2 separate regions of the Homo sapiens genome follow, and region 2 is linked to region 1. Evidence: read pairs that join two places in POLR2A ChIA-PET (ENCODE). Cell type or tissue: IMR-90. All regions are shown on one strand. Links, peaks and the distances in the headings refer to the core of each region. The heading gives the core; the rest is flanking DNA. Region 1 overlaps UBE2E2 (ubiquitin conjugating enzyme E2 E2). Region 2 overlaps UBE2E2 (ubiquitin conjugating enzyme E2 E2).

What was found. ChIA-PET counts read pairs that join two places held together with the same protein. Peaks named below come from ENCODE experiments on the same cell type or tissue, not always from the same donor. Only the 100,000 strongest peaks of a DNase experiment are listed, where the experiment ranks them.
Region 2: POLR2A ChIA-PET joins it to region 1 with 17 read pairs; 2 of 35 experiments call an interaction of 5 or more read pairs at or near these places.

What each region holds. Positions count from the first base shown.
Region 1 is chr3:23,451,538-23,459,874 of GRCh38, reverse strand. All of the region lies in intron 3 of UBE2E2 (ubiquitin conjugating enzyme E2 E2), which reads right to left. Among named protein-coding and RNA genes, the nearest start is that of UBE2E2, 250 kb to the right of the region's middle. In IMR-90, for the core only: no CTCF peak of the experiment used is centred there; DNase peaks (open chromatin) are centred at 3,944 and 4,564; H3K27ac peaks cover 272 bases.
Region 2 is chr3:23,310,212-23,318,548 of GRCh38, reverse strand. The region is part of intron 3 of UBE2E2 (ubiquitin conjugating enzyme E2 E2); the gene reads right to left. Among named protein-coding and RNA genes, the nearest start is that of UBE2E2, 110 kb to the right of the region's middle. In IMR-90, for the core only: no CTCF peak of the experiment used is centred there; no DNase peak of the experiment used is centred there.

The DNA.
Region 1 (8,337 bases), core at 220-8,219:
AACTAACACAAATATTTAAATTCATTACACAGAAAGTATGCTAAGAAAAGGGGGCTTCATTCTGGCCTGCGATTTTACAGATCACAGAAATTCTAAGGAATATGCAATTAAGACAGGCAAAATAGCTCTCTACACCAGCTGGTGGACCTTCTCCAGAAACTTCCATAACAACTTAATATGTCCCGAGGCATGAATAATTTGTTCACATGCTGAGTTTGTATGGCAGAACTCAGAGCAATAGAAAGGTTATTACAGAGGTCCTGGAGGTGTTTATATAGCCCTCCTACTGTTCAACAGCCTTTGTTTCTTCTCCTTTTTACGTTCTGGATAGTTTAAATGTTTCATAAAGGTGTCTGGATTTGTAAAAACATTATGGTCCTGTTACTACTCACTTATTTTCTCATGATTACAAGTTGGAGAAGAGCTAAAAGTTCTCAAAAAAGCAGTTTTTAATAACTGTTGAACTATTTTTGGGTGTAATTCAACTATATGTATCAGTAACAAGTTTTGTTCTTATTATTTCTCATCTCTTTTAGTCACATCTGCCTTGTCAATGAGAAGAATGTTTATGAAATTAAAAAGTTCATTTTGTTGAATCAGCTACAAAAATATCTGAACCATAAAAAAATTCCAAAAACTATCTCTTAGGAGCCAAAGGGTAGCCCTTATAGAATTTTCCATGGATAGATTTGCTTACTTAAAGTATTTGGCAGGCTTTGAAAACATAACAGAGGTCAATAATTTGTGACCACAGAAGATCTGTGTTTAGTTTAAATCTGTATGGGCACATAATTAAGGCAGAAAATTGAACACAAATGGAGATCTAGTTCAAACCCATTTGTAAAAAATGAGATGGAATCAGAATTATCAAATCAGAATGCACACATGATATAGGAACCTCATGATGACCTTACTTTCTGATTTACTGCCATTTACAGGCATGCCGTGTTTTATTGCCCTTTGTTTTACGGTGCTTCTTAGATATTGCATTTTTTTGTTTTTCAAATTGAAGATATGTGACAATCAGGTGTCAAGAAAGTCCATCAGCACCATTTTCCAGCAGTACATGCTCACTTTATGTCTCTGTGTCTCATTTTGGTAATTACTGCACTAATTCAAACTTTTTCATTAGTATGAGATCTGTGAACAGTGATCTCTGGCCAGGCGCGGTGGCTCACACCTGTAATCCTAGCACTTTGGGAGGCCGAGGTGGGCGGATCACGAGGTCAGGAGATTGAGACCATCCTGGCTAACACAGTAAAACCCCATCTCTACTAAAAATACAAAAAATTAGCCCAGCGTGGTGATGGGCGCCTGTGGTCCCAGCTACTCGGGAGGCTGAGGCAGGAGCATGGTGTGAACCCGGCAGGCGGAGCTTGCAGTGAGCTGAGATGGCGCCACTGCACTCCAGCCTGGGCGATAGAGACTCCGTCTCAAACAACAACAACCACCACCACCACCACCACCACCACCACCACCACCAGCGATCTCTCTGATCAGTGATTGTTGATGTTAGAATCTTAATTGTTTTGGGGCACCATGAACCACACCCATAGAAGATGGCAAACTCTCGATACATGTTGTGTGACTGCTCCACTGACTGGCCACCTTCTACTCTCTCCCCTTCTCCTTGGGCCTTCCTGTTCCCTGCGACGCAACAATACTGAAATTAGGTCTACAATAGCCTCTAAGTGTTCAAATGAAAGGAAGAATCACATCTCTCTCATTTTAAATCAAAAGCTAGCAATGATGAAGCCTATGAAGAAGCCATGCTGACAGCCCAGACAAGCAGAAAACTAGACCTCTTGTGCAAAACAGTTAGCCAAGTTGTGAATGCAAAAGAGAAGTTCTTGCATGAAATTAAAAGTGCTACTTCAGTGAACACATGAATGATAAGAAAGTGAAAGAGCTTTATTGCTGATATGAAGAAAGTTTTAGTGGTCTGAATAGATCAAACCAGCCACATCACTCCTTCAAGCCAAAACCTAATCCAGCGCAAGGCTGTAACTAACTTCAATTCTGCGAAGGCTAAGAGAGTAAGAAAACTGCAGAAGAAAAGCTGGAAGCTATAGAGGTTTAGCTCATGAGACACAAAGGAAAAAGCAGTCTTCCTAACATAAAAGTGGAATGTGGGAGTTTGAGACCAGCCTGGGCAACACAGGGAGATCCCATCTCTACATAAAATAGAAGAAGTAGCTGGATATGGTGGTGAATGCCTGTAGTCCAAGTTACCTGAGAGGCTGAGGAGCTTGAGCCTGGGAGGTTGAGGCTGCAGTGAGCTGTGATCACGCCACTGCACTCCAGCCTTGGTGACAGAGCAAGACCCTACCTCCAAAAAACAAAAAAAAGTGCAAGATGAAGCAGCAGCAGCTGATGGAGAAGCTGCAGCAAGTTATCCAGAATATCTAGCTAAGATCACTGATGAAGGTGGCTATTTAAGTCTAGATTTTCAGTGCAGACAAAATGTAGCTTAGGGTCCCTGGGTTTTTGGGTATCCACTGTGAAAAAGCACTCACTTGTAAGTGTTATACCTTGAGCTTTTGTTATTTCAAAAAAACTTCCAGGAAGAAGCTTAGCCCCAGAAAAACCAGTTGGATCTAGAGATGCGTCAGTTGCAGATGAACTTTGGCAAACTCCCTTCAATGCATACTAAAATCCCTGCCCAGAGAGAAGCTTAGCCCCCATTTTCTATACACGCAGCATATATAGAAGCATCATCAGGGACTGCTCGGGTGCTGCCTTTACTCCACCTCAACATACAATGACTCAGTTAACCAGCCCAATAAAAGCTTGTTTTCACCATTGTTCAGGAAGGTTTTGCTTTGGGAACTATCCTCAGCATTCTTCTTATTACAAGTAATAAAATCTCCTTGCTGAATCCTCGATTATGGTAAATGGACTGTCATCCACCAAGCAATCAAACCCACCCATTGTGTGGGTAACAAACAGCCTTCTTTTGGAAGAAGAGGCCATCTAGGACTTTCCGAGCTAGAGAGGAGAAGTCAGCTCCTGGCTTCAAAGCTTCAAAGGACAGGCTGACCCTCTTGTTAGGGGCTAATGCAGATGGTGACATTTAAGTTGAAGCCAATGCTCACTTACTAATCCAAAAATCCTAGGGCCTTAAATAATTATGCTAAATCAACTTTACCTACGCTATATAAAGCTGCGATGACAGCACACTTGTTTACTGCACAGTTTACTGAATATTTTTAAAGTCCACTGTTGAGACCTACTGTTCAAAAACAAGATTCTCTTCAAAACACTACTGCTCACTGACAATGCACCTGGTCACCGAAGAGCTCTGGTGGAGATGTATAAGGAGATGAATGTTGCTTTCATACCTGCTAACTCAACAACCATTCTGTAGCCCATAAACCAAAGAGTAATTTTGACTTTCAAGTGTTATTATTGAAGAAATACATTTTGTAAGGCAATAGCTCCCATTCGCAGTGATTCCTCTGATGGATCTGGGCAAAGTCAACTGAAAATCTTGTGGAATGGATTCACCATTCTAGACGCCATTAAGAACATTCGTGATCATGAGATGAGGTCAAAATATCAAGTTGATAGGAGCTTGATAGAAGTTGATTCCAACTCTCATGGATGATTTGAGGGGTTTGATTTCAATGGAGGAAGTAACTGCAAAGATGGTAGAAATAGCAAGAGAACTAGAATTATAAGTGGAGCCTAAAGATATTGATTTGCTGCAATCTTATGATCAAACTTGAACAAATGAAGAGTTGCTTCTTAGGAATAAGCAAAGAAAGTGATTACTTAAGATGGAATCTACTCCTGGTAAAGATGCTATGAACACTGTTGCAATGTCAACAAAGGATTCAGAATATTACATAATATCAGTTGATAAAGCCGTGGCAGAGTTTGAGAGGACTGACTCCAATTTTGAAAGAAGTTACATTGTGGGTAAAATACTGCCAAACAACTGTTCATGCTACAGAGAAATCTTTTGTGAAAGGATGAGTCAACTGATGCAACAAATTTCATCGTTGTTTTATTGTAAGAAATTACCACAGCTACTCCAGCCTTCAGCAACCACCACCTTGATCAGTGAGCAGCCATCCACATCAAGGAAAGACCCTTCACCAGCAAAAAGATTATGACTCCCTAAAGGCTCAGATGATCGTTAGGATCTTTCAGTAATAAAGTTTTCTTATTTTTCTTTTTAAGAGACAGGGTCTCGCTCTGTTGCTTACACTGGAGTGCAGTGGCGTGATCCCAGCTCATAGCAGCCTTGAACTCCTGGGCTCAAGTGATCCTCCGCCTAAGCTGAAAACTTAAAAAATTAGCCCGGCTAATTTTTTGTAGAAATGGGGGTCTCATTATGTTGACCAGGCTGGTCTTGAACTCCTAGCCTTAAGTGATCCTCCTGCATTTGCCTCCCAAAGTGCTGGGATTACAGGAATGAGCCACTGTGCTTAGCCCAATAATGTACTTGTTATTAAGGTATATGCATTGTCCTCTTTAGACATAAAGTCACTGCACACTTAATTGGCTACAATACAGTATAAACATAATTTTTGGATGCACTGGGAAACCAAAAAATTTGTGTGACTCACTGTGTTGCAACATCTGCTTTATTGCTGTGGTCTCGAGCCGAACCTGCAGTATCTCTGAGGTTCCTGTAATTCACTTGTGTGGTAGACACAGAGGGCATTTCCTATTGACAGGTAGTCAAGCTGCTTAATTATAGATTGTTGATAGTTCTGCTCCATCTATTTACCTCGCATGCAGGGAAGCCTTTGGAAAGCTAAACTTTTCAGGTCTCTCAGAAAGAGAAGAGAGCAAAATCTGCATTAAAACTATTCTTGTCATGCAGAGACCTGGGTTAGGCAGGAAGACATGATAATCCAGTGAATTCTGCTTAGGGATCAAGTCCCCACACTTGGCTTCAATGACTTTTCATAATCTCGGATACACCCATAAAGAAACAAAATACTGCAAAACGTAAGGTAAACAGACAAAAAAAATTCCTAACATTTTCTATGCAAAGTTCAAATTTTGAGTTTAGCTTCAGCTAAATTAGGAAGTACACTGTACAACACTTTACCAGGAGGTAGTCTTTTATTTTAGTGCTTGAATTTGTATGCTATCAAAAAATAGTATGGCATCTTGCCAAACTTGCACTTAGTTCAAACAAAACTTTAAAAGAGCTGTTATTCTAGGTGCATATTCACGTATTATTTCTCATATAGGCATACCCAGACATCACACACGGATGGAAGAAAGCTGTTGGGCTATCCCATTAGCAGGATGAAACACAGTCTGTGTTATATGAGGTATTTCTTGTACTGTAAGCAAAACTTCTCTTAGCTTTTCTGGCAATTTATTCCATAATTTTTGTCTTAAAGTTCTTTATGAGACTAAAGATACAAGGTAGCAGATGAGACTTAAATCAGACTTCAGCAGGTAGATGGAAAGCGCTCAGACATGAGACCTCCCTTAAAGGTCTTACCCAACTCTCAGCTTTTAAAATATGGATTGCATTCATGGGTGGCACCTTTTAAAATAAACCATTCTTTTTCAAAGCGTTTTGTTCTTTTAAAATAATAAGCTGTTTCAAGTAGATTTTCTACTGTAAGTTAATAACTAATAAACACATGGTATAAAGTTATTACATTTAAGTACTGTTAAAATTTAAAAAATCAGTTTATAAAGTATTAAAATAATTTAAAGAGCAACTAATGGGGATCTAAAAATTCATTAGCTTCTTAAAAATTCAAACAGAACAAAACTGACAAAGGTAAAACAAGTCTCCTCTTATTCCTCAAGTTCTAGGAGTCTATGATTCTAACAAATTAAATACTTACATTTAGCAACATAATCTTACACAATATGCAAATATCTCAGAATGCTGCCTCCCTTCTGTAAAATTAAAGAGTATAGAAAACTATACCTTTAAGTTATTTTATAGCAGACATTCTAGGTGTTTACTACTAGACGTGTATCTTCTTTAAAAGGTAACTAGCACCACTATAATAAGCTCAGAAAAAGTTTCTTCCCCTATCAAGATATTTGTAACATCTTCACAATGAAGAGATGCTTCCTTGGCCAATGTACAAATACATTTTGAAAGGAAAGCTGTAATACACTGCTCTACAAGAAAGCTCTGTTGGTTGCAGAGGGTTAGGAAAATCTATAATGACAAATGTATTCACAGTTTGTTTTATAAAGTCGTTAATATGCAATATCTTGATTTATATTTTATTAAGATCATCAATGATTCCCTTTCCAGATTCAGAAATATATAAAAAGGGATTTTAAAATATCCTCAAACCACTGTTGTAAGCACCTCAGTTCTAGTCTTCAAAGATGCATACAATTTTTAAATGAGAAGTGAAATATGTGGAAAGAGAAAGTAGGCTAAAACTGTAGTCTTTGTTTTTCATTTGTTAATACTTTGGGTATATATTCTGTTTAACTTCCCTTAAGACATATTCATGCCAACTTTCTTTTTAAAAAACAGGTTAAAGATATAAAGTATTTTTTTCTTTCCTCACCACAAAAAAAAACAGAAACAAATGGAGAGCCTCCAAACATATTGTTTCCAACGGAAATGGATGAATTAAAAAATAGTTGCTCATTTTAACAAAAAATTCAATATTTTAAATAAGTTGAAAACACCACAACTACGTTGATTTAACTGACATATTTAAAATGGTATATATTAAACCATTAGGATACTCTACCAGAAGTAGCACTTGCCAGTTATAGGAAGGCACATTCAAACTTCGGTGCCTAAGCCTTAAGAATACTTATTATTTCCCCACTGCCAAATGCTCCAAAATATTTTACCTATCATTTACTTTGAAGAGCAGTTATTTTTCTAAGGATACTATTAAAAATGGGACATAGAGTCTAAGCAGTATTAGTGCACTTATGGGAAAAACAGGATGAAATACCAAAAAGTTGGCCTGTTCCAGGAAATCCAGAATACATAGTTGCTATTTGAGTAAAGGGGTGTGCCAGCGTGCTGTGGAGAACAGAACTCAAGAGACGGCATAAAAAGAACTTGTCCATCCTAACTCTGTTAGATCATAGGCATTTTGTAGTAAATTATGGTCCTTCAAGTCTTTTTCCTCCCTACTGCCCTCACCAGACCTCCTGACATACCCTCCTTTTCACAGAATGATAACATTAAAATGTCTTTCTCCCATCAGGGATAAAGTTGTTCTCATCTTTGACCAACACAGAATTATGCAGTAGCAACTCAACCATTTGGGTAACAGTTATCACCTAGCCTAATAAAGATTATAACTAGGATCAAGTTACAGTGTTATTCTAAATCAACAATCTGAATATAAATTTTAACTGGTCAGTGTGCACTAGAATTCCCATATTTTATAAACACGACTTTTACACTAAACTTTCTAAAGTCTCTCAAAAATTTTAATATAGATTCAAAACATACATTCTTATCAAGAAAACACCATGTTCCAAATTCAAATACTTTGGAAGAGTCAATGGAGGACTGTCAGCTGGTTCAAAAGTCTACTCACTAACAGAAAAAAAAAAGATTCTGTATAAAAATTGCACCTGTTTATGATTCACATTTTCTTAAAGAACTTCCTACTGTGTCTCTTGCTGACAAGTAAATGTAGGACCTTAAATCCACACAGTAGCTAGATATATCGTGCTGTTGAAAGTGTGAATTCACCAGTGGATATAGAACATTCATTAAATGAGGATATGAACTAACATATTCCAGCTGCAACAATTTTTGAACTATGCAAGTAACTCCATCCTTTTTCTTCCCCACTTTCAGCCAAAGAAATACTCTCCAAAGCCCAGAAAAACATCTCAAAGAATTGTTGAAAACTCACCACCAACCTTTTCCATATTTAGATTTTAACAATTAAATCTCTATAATTTAATTTCCAGTAAGAATAACATTAACAGGTTGATGGTAAAACAACCCTGTAATAATTCAATAAAAATGATAAAAATTTATCTTTATGAGATAAGCAACAACATCCATCCCTCTTACCCTTTAGGTACTGCTCTATTTTTTTCAAACTTGGCCACTATCTTAGGGAAGCATAAATATATTTTTTAAAACTCCACCAACATAGAGATTTCTTGTTGAGAGACTATGAACATATTCCTCGCTCATAAAAATAACTAACGATTGTATGAGAATCAAGTTTGAATTACTGAAATAGAAATAAAGCATACCTCTATACTTTTCATGTTGTAAAAGTACTTTATTACCAGGATATTAGCTTATTTTGGATTTCTTATAGCAAAAAGTACATCTTACTACACTGATAGCAGAGAGACAAAATCTTACATTACATAATCAAGACTCCTTAAGAGATAACA
Region 2 (8,337 bases), core at 116-8,115, 140 kb after region 1:
CACGTGGAACTGTGAGTCCATTAAACCTCTTTTTCTTTATAAATAACCCAGTCTTGGGTATGTCTTTATCAGCAACATGAAAATGGACCAATACATTGTTTCTCTAATAAACACTTTCAAGTTATAACCTATTGATGAATATATTTCTTAAAATATATATTGATTAAATAGCAACTTTAGTGCTAATTGTATAATCTGATTTGCTATTGGCTTCCATTTAATGAAAGGTTAGCTGTGTTGCTGGTAGTCCCAGCTACTCAGGAGGCTCAGGTGGAAGAATCACTTGAGCCTGGGAGGCTGAGGCTGCAGTAAGCTGTGATCACACCACTGCACTCCAGCCTGGGAGACAGAGCAAGACCCTGTCATTCATTCATTAATAAAAAAAATTTTTTTAAAACCCTGTCATAAATAAATACCTTTTTAAAAAAACCATTAAACACACTAGAGAAGCTTGGAATTATCCATTAGAATCAAAAAGTAGGGAGGAAACTTGTTTTTTAAAACCTAGATAAGAGGGAGTCAGAACAAGATGGCCAAATAGAAGCTCCACTGATTGTCGTCCCTACAGGAACACCAAATTTAACAACTATCTACACAAAAAAGCACCTTCATAAGAACTAAAAATCAGGTGAGCGATCACAGTACCTGGTTTTAACTTCATATTGCTGAAAGAGGCACTGAAAAGGGTAAGAAAGAGGGTCTTGAATTGCAGACATCACCCCTCCTGATACGGTTTGGCTGTGTCCCCACCCAAATCTCATTTTGAATTCCCACATGTCGTGGGAGAGACCCGGTAGGAGGTAATTGAGTCATGGGGGCAGGTCTTTCTCGTGCTGTTCTCATGATAGTGAGTAAGTCTCATAAGACCTGATGGGTTTACAATGAGGAGTTTCCCTGCACAAGCTCTCTCTGTCTGCTGCCATTCAAGTTAAAATGTGACTTACTCCTCCTTGCCTTCCACCATTGATTGTGAGGCTTCCCAGCCATGCGGAACTGTAAGTCCAATTAACCCTTTATCCTGTATAAATCACCCGGTCTCCGGTATGTTATTATCAGCAGTGTGAAAACAGACTAATACACCTCCCCATCCACCAGCAGAGACTGCATGGTGCGGAGAGACAATCTGTGCACTTGGGGGACGGAGAGCACACCAACTGTGGGCTTTGCATTGGAACTCACTGATGCCCTGTCACAGCAGAAAGCAATGCTGGGCAGAACTCAGGTGATGCCCATGAAGAAGGCATTGAGACCAGCACTAGCCACAGGGGAACTGCCCATACCAGTAGCCTGGAACTTTCACAAGCTTTACCCCCACAGTTCTAAATTAACTTGAAAGGCTGTCTAGGCCACAAGGACAACAATTCCTAGGCAAGTCCTAGTGCCGTGCTGGGCTCAGAGCCAGCACATTTGGGGGGACACATGACCTAGTGACACACCAGCCAAGGAGGCTAAAGGAGCGTATGCACCATGCTTACCCAACTCCAGGCAGCACAGCTCACAGCAACAAAAGTGGCCCTTTCCTTCTTCTTGAGGAGAGGAAAGGCACCAGTAAAGAGGACTTTGACTTATAACTTGGATACCAGCTCAGTCACAGGAGGATAGGGCACCAGAGAGAGTCCTGAGGTCCCCATTCCAGGCCCTAATTCCCTGGATGACATTTCTAGACATATCCTGGGTCAGAAGTGAGCCCACTGCCTTGAAGAGAAGCACCCAGTCCTGTCAGGATTCATCACCTGCTGACTTAAGAGCGCTTAGGCCCTAAATGATCAGCAGCAGTAGCCAAGGTAGTACATGCCGTGGGCCTTGAGCGAGACTCTGAGGCGTGCCACCATTAGGTATGACCCAGAACATTCCCAGCTGTGGTGGCTATGGGAGAGACTCCTTCTGCTTGAGAAAAGTAGAAGAAAGATTAAGGGTACTTTGTCTTGTGCCCGGCCACAATAGAGAAAAGCACCAAGTGGGCTCTTGGGGTCGCCAGTTGTAGGCCTTGGCTCTTGGACAGCATTTCTGGCCCTGTCCTGGGGCAGAGGGGAGACCACTGCCCTACGGGGGGAATTGCAAGTGTGGCAGCATTCACCACAAGCTAAGTGAAGAGCCCTTGGCCTTAGGTGAGCACTGGAGGTAGCCTAGCAGTACTCCCTGTGGGCCTGTGGTGACAATGGACCAGGGAGAGACTCCTCTGCCTGGGGTAAGGGGAAGGAAGAGTGGGAAGGACTTTGTCTTGTGGTTTCGGTGGCAGCTCAGGTGCAGTAGCACAGAGAACCAGGTAAATTTCTAAGGTTTCCACCTCCGGGCCCTCGCTCTTGGATGGCACTTCTGGACCCATACAGGACCTAAGGGAAGGCATCACCCTGAAGCCTGGTTGGTTTTGCCAACTGCTGACGGCAAAGCTCTAGGACCTTAAGCAAACACAGGCAGTAGCCAGTCAGTGGTTACAGGGGACCCTGGATAAGACTCAGTGCTGCGCTGGCTTTAGGTCTGAGCCAGTGCATTTCCAGGGGTGGCGGCCACAGGGATGCTTGTGTCACCTCTCCACCAGCTCCAGGGTAGCTCAGCACAGAGAGAATGTGCTCCATTTGTTTGGGATAAAGTAAAGGAAGAAAACAAGAGTCTCTGCCAGGTAATCCAGAGAATTCCTCCAGATCTTAACAAAGACCACCAAGATGGTACCTCTACAGGTCTGCAAGAATCACAGCATTACTAAGCTTAGGGTATCCTCTAATGGAAATACAGTTGCAGGGACTACAAACTTAGATTACAGCACTCAAGTTCCAACAAATACCTGGAAAGCCTTCCCATAAATGACGGTTACAAACAACCAAAGACTGCAAAGACTACAATAAATACTTGACTCTTCAATGCCCCAAAACCAATGAGCATCCACAAGCACTAAGACCATCCAGAAAAACATGACCTCACCAAATGAACTAAATAAGGCACCAGAGACCAATCTCGGAGAGGCAGAGTTATGCAACGATTCATACAAAAGAATTTAAAATTGCTGTTTTGAATGAACTCAAGATAATACAGAAGGAATTCAGAATCCTATCAGATACATCAAAGAGACTGAAATAATTAAAAAGCATCCAGCAGAAATCCTGTAGTTGAAAAATGCAACTGACATACTGAAGAATGTATCAGTCTCATAATAGAATTCATCAAGCAAAAGCAAGATTTGGTGAGCTTGAAGACAGGCTATTTGAAAATTTTCAGTCAGAGGAGACAAATGAAAAAAAAAAAAAAAATGAAGCACACCTAGAAAATCGGCATGAACATCAAAGGTAGCCTAGCAGTACTCCCCGTGGGCCTGTGTTGGTAATGGAATGGGGACAAACTCCTCTGCCTGGGGAAAGGGGAGGGGAAGAGTGGGAAGAAGTTTGTCTTGTGGTTTTGATGCCAGCTCAGCTGCACCAAAATTTTCTAACACAAGATCTAGAAAATATCCTTAAAAGGGCAAACCTAAGAGTTACTGCCCTTAAAGAGGAGGTAAAGAGAGAGAGGTAGAGGTAGAAAGTTTATTCAAAGGGCTAATAACAAAGAACTTCCCAAGCCTAGAGAAAAAGACTGTCGATATTCAAGTACAAGAAGTTTATAGAAAACCAACCAGATTTAACCCAAAGAAGACCACCTCAAGGCTTGTAATAATCAAACTCCCAAAGTTCAAGAATAAAGGATACTAAAAAGAGTGAGAGAAAACAAACAAGTCACATACAATGGAGCTCCAATACATCTGACAGCAGTCTTTTCAGTGGAAACGTCACAGACCAGCATAGAGTGGCATGACATATTTGAAGTGCTGAAGGAAAAAAAACTTCTACTCAGAAAAGCATATCTGGTTAAAATATCCTTCAAACATGAAGAAGAAATAAAGACTCTCCCAAACAAAAGCTGAGGGATTTCATCAACACCAGACCTGTCCTACAACAAATGCTAAAGGAATTCTTCAATCTGAAAGAAAAGGGTATTAATGAGCAAGAAGAAATGATGTGAAGATACAAAACTCACTGGTAATAGTAAGTACACAGAAAAACAAAGAATATTATAACACTAATTGTGATGTAACTACTCATATCTTTAGTAGAAAGATAAAAACATAAACCCAACAAAAATAATAACTATGGCGGGCCACAGTGGCTCACACCTGTAATCCCAACACTTTAGGAGGTAGAGGCGAGAGGATCACTTGAGCCCAGGAGTATGAGACCAGCCTGGACAACATGATGAAATCACGTTATCTACAAAAAATATAAAAGTTAGCCAGGCATGGTGGTGTGCACCTTTGGTCCCAGCTACTCAGGAGGCTGAGGTGGGGGCATCACTTGAAACCGGGAAATCAAGGCCACAGTGAGCTGTAATTGTGCCACTGCACTCCAGCCTGGGTGACAAAGTAATACCCTGTAACAACAACAACAAAAAGAGTAACTACAGCAACTTTTCAAGACATAGACAGTACAACAAGATATAAGTAAAAACAGCAAAAAGTTAAAAAGCAGAGAGACCAAGTTAGAGTTATTAGTTTCCTTTTTGTTTGCTTGTTTATGCAATCAGTGTTAAGCTGTCTTCAGTTTAAAATAATGGTTATATTATTTACAAGCCTCATGGTAACCTCAAATCTAAAAACATACCAAAGATACACAAAAAACTAAAAGCAAGAAATTAAAACATACCACCAGAGAAAATCACCCTCACTAAAAGGAAGGCAGGAAGGCAGGAAAGAAGGAAGAGAAGACCACAAAACAACCAGAAAACAAGTAACAAAACGGCAGGAGCAAATCCTTACTTATCAGTAACAACACTGAATGTAAGTGGACTATACTCTCCAATCAAGAGACACAGAGTGGATGCAAGGATTAAAAAAACAAGACAGGCTGGGCACCGGGGCTCACACCTGTAATCCCAGCACTTTGGGAGGCCGAGGTGGGTGGATTACAAGGTCAAGAGATGGAGACCATCCTGGCCAACATGGTGAAACCCCGACTCTACTAAAAACACAAAAATTAGCCAGGTATGGTGGTATGCGCCTGTAATCCCAGCTACTCAGGAAGCTGAGGTAGGAGAATCACTTGAACCCAGGAGGCAGAGGTTACAGTAAGCTGAGATTGCGCCACTGCACTCCAGCCTGGGAACAGAGCGAGATGCCCTCAAAAAAAAAAAAAAAAAAAGACCCAATGATCCATTGCCTACAAGAAACACACTTCACCTATAAAGACACAAAGAGACTGAAAATAAAAGGATAGAAAAAAAATATTCCATGCAAATGGAAACCAAAAAACAGCAGGAGTAGCTATAATCAGACAAAACAGATTTCAAGACAAAAACTGTAAGAAACGAAGGTCACTATATAACAATAAAAGGGTCAATTAGCAAGATGATATAACAGATCATCCAGACAGAAAATCAACAAAGAAATATCAGACTTAATCCGCACTGTAGGCCAAATGGATCTAGTAGATATTTATAGAACATTTCACCCAACAGCTGCAGAATACGCTGTGTACTCCTCAGCACATGAATCATTCTCAAGAACAGAACATATGTAAGGCCACAAAACAATTCTCAAAACATTCTCCACCAAAAAAGAAATAGTATCAGGTATCTTCTCTGATGACAATAGAGTAAAACTAGAAATCAATAATGAGGAATTTTTAAAACTATATAAACACATGGAAATTAAACAATATGCTCCTGAATGACCAGTGGGTCAATGAAGAAATTAAGAAGAAAATTGAAAACTTTCTTGAAACAAATGATAATGAAAACACAACACAGCAAAACCTATGGGATACAGAAAGAGCAGTACTTTTTTGCCTACGTCAAAAAAGAACTCAAATAAGCCACCCAAGGATGCATCTTAACTAGGAAAGCAAGAGCAAACCAAACCCAAATTTAGTAGAAGAAATTATAAAGATCAGAGCAGAAATAAATGAAATCAAAACAAAAGAAACAATATAAAAAATCAACAAAACAACTGAACTCAGGGAGAGAGAATGCAGAAGGATGGTTACCAGAGGCTGGGAAGGGTAGGGGGATGATTGGGGAAACGTGGGATGGTTAACGGATTAAAAAAAAAAAATCCAGTATTTGATAGCACATCAGGGTGGGTTATAGTCAATAATAATTATACATGTAAAAATAACTGAAGGAGTATAACTGGATTGTTTGTAACACAAATCTAAATGCTTGTGGGAAGGAATACATTTACCCTGATATGATTATTATGCATTGTATACCTGCATCAAAATATCTCATGCATTAGTCTGTTCTCGCATTGCTATAAAGAAATATCCGAGTCTGGGTAATTTATAAAGAAAAGAGGTTTAATCAGCTCATGGTTCTGCAGGCTGTACAGGAAGCACAGCAGCTTTTTTTTGGGGGGAGGCCTCAGGAGGCTTCCAATCATGGCAGAAGGCAAAGGGCGAGCAGGCATCTCACATGTTATGAGTAGGAGAAAGAGAGGAGGGAGGTGCTACATACTTTTAAACAACCAGATCTGGCAAGAACTCACTCACTATCATGAAGATGGTACCAAGTTGATGGTATTAAACCATTCATGAGAAACCACTCCCCATGATCCAATCGCCTCCCACCAGGCCCTACCTCCAACACTGGCGATTACAATTCAACATGAGATTTGGTGGAGACACAGATCCAAACCATATGAAGGAGTATAACTGTATTGTTTGTAACACAAAGGATAAATGCTTGAGGGGATGGATACCACATTTACCTTGATGTGTAAGCCTGTGTCAAAATATCTCCTGTATCCCATAAATATATATACCTACTATGTACCCACGATTTAAAAAGAAAAAATTTAAATAAATAAAAACTAAAAACTAGAGAAATTCAAATTGTTTCAACTATATCTAAGTTCCTTTCCAAAGGTATAACATGTTAGCACTGGAAATGATTTAGTTCAATCCATTTTTTTTCCCAGATTAAGAAACTAAAGCACAGAGAATGTAAGCAACTGACCAAGGTTGTACAAGCAGCCACTGGCAACCCAAGTCTCTCTGATTACACTAATGGTTCTCCATATTTTATTAACCATCTACAGTAGAGAGCTACACTGTTTCCTAATTCAACCATTGTGGAAGACAGTGTGGTGGTTCCTCAAGGATCTGGAACTGGAAATACCATTTGACCCAGCCAAATATACACCTGGTATATATTACTGGGTATATACCCAAAGGATTATAAATCATGCTGCTATAAAGACACATGCACACGTATGTTTATTGCGGCACTATTCACAATAGCAAAGACTTGGAACCAACCCAAATGTCCATCAATGATAGACTGGATTAAGAAAATGTGGCACATATACACCATCGAATACTACGCAGCCACAAAAAAGGATGAGTTCATGTCCTTTGCAGGGACATAGATGAAGCTGGAAACCATCATTCTCAGCAAACTATCACAAGGACAAAAAACCAAACACCGCATGTTCTCATTCATAGGTGGGAACTGAACAATGAGAACACCTGGACACAGGAAGGGGAACATCACACACCAGGGCCCATCGTGGGGTGGCGGCAGGAGGGAGGGATAGCACTAGGAGATATACCTAATGTAAATGACAAGTTAATGGGTGCAGCACACCAACATGGCACATGTATACATATGTAACAAACCTGCATGTTGTGCACATGTACCCTAGAACTGAAAGTATTAAAAAAAAATCATGCTACACAGTCTAGGAATAATGACATCCTTATTATCTTATCCTTAGTGATGTTTCACACAGCTCTGCTTTCACACTCATGCCATCAACTGACATTATCTTTTATGTGTATGAGTATGCATGCATGTACGTACTTTTATAGAGACAGGGGTGCCTTGTTATATTGACCAGGCTGGTCTTGAACTCCAGGGCTCAAGTGATCCTCCTGCCTCAGTCTCCCAAGTCCTTGAGATTACAGGTAGAAGCCATAATGCCCGGCTCAAGGTTATCCTTTAACTTGAATCCTTCAACTTCTTCCTTCTGCCTTGTCCAAAGAATCTTGTCTCTTTCCTTTTCATTCCCCATTCTTCTCCAACAGCTTTTCCACACTGCAGTAAACCTGGTAATATCTTTTCCCTCTCTATTTCAGTCTAAACATGTAACAATAACGAACAAGAAATTAGAAGGTTTGGAGATGTGTTTAGTCAGTCTGATTATAAATCTTCTGAATCTGAAAAGACAGTAAGATATCCAACTCAAAAATACCCCAAATTAGCAGAATTTTTGTAAAAAAAAAAAAAAGGCATGCCTTTTGCACATAATGCTTTTATATCACTTTCTCATTGCATTTTGGTACTTAATTGGTAACTCTAATTCAGTGTTAGACAATA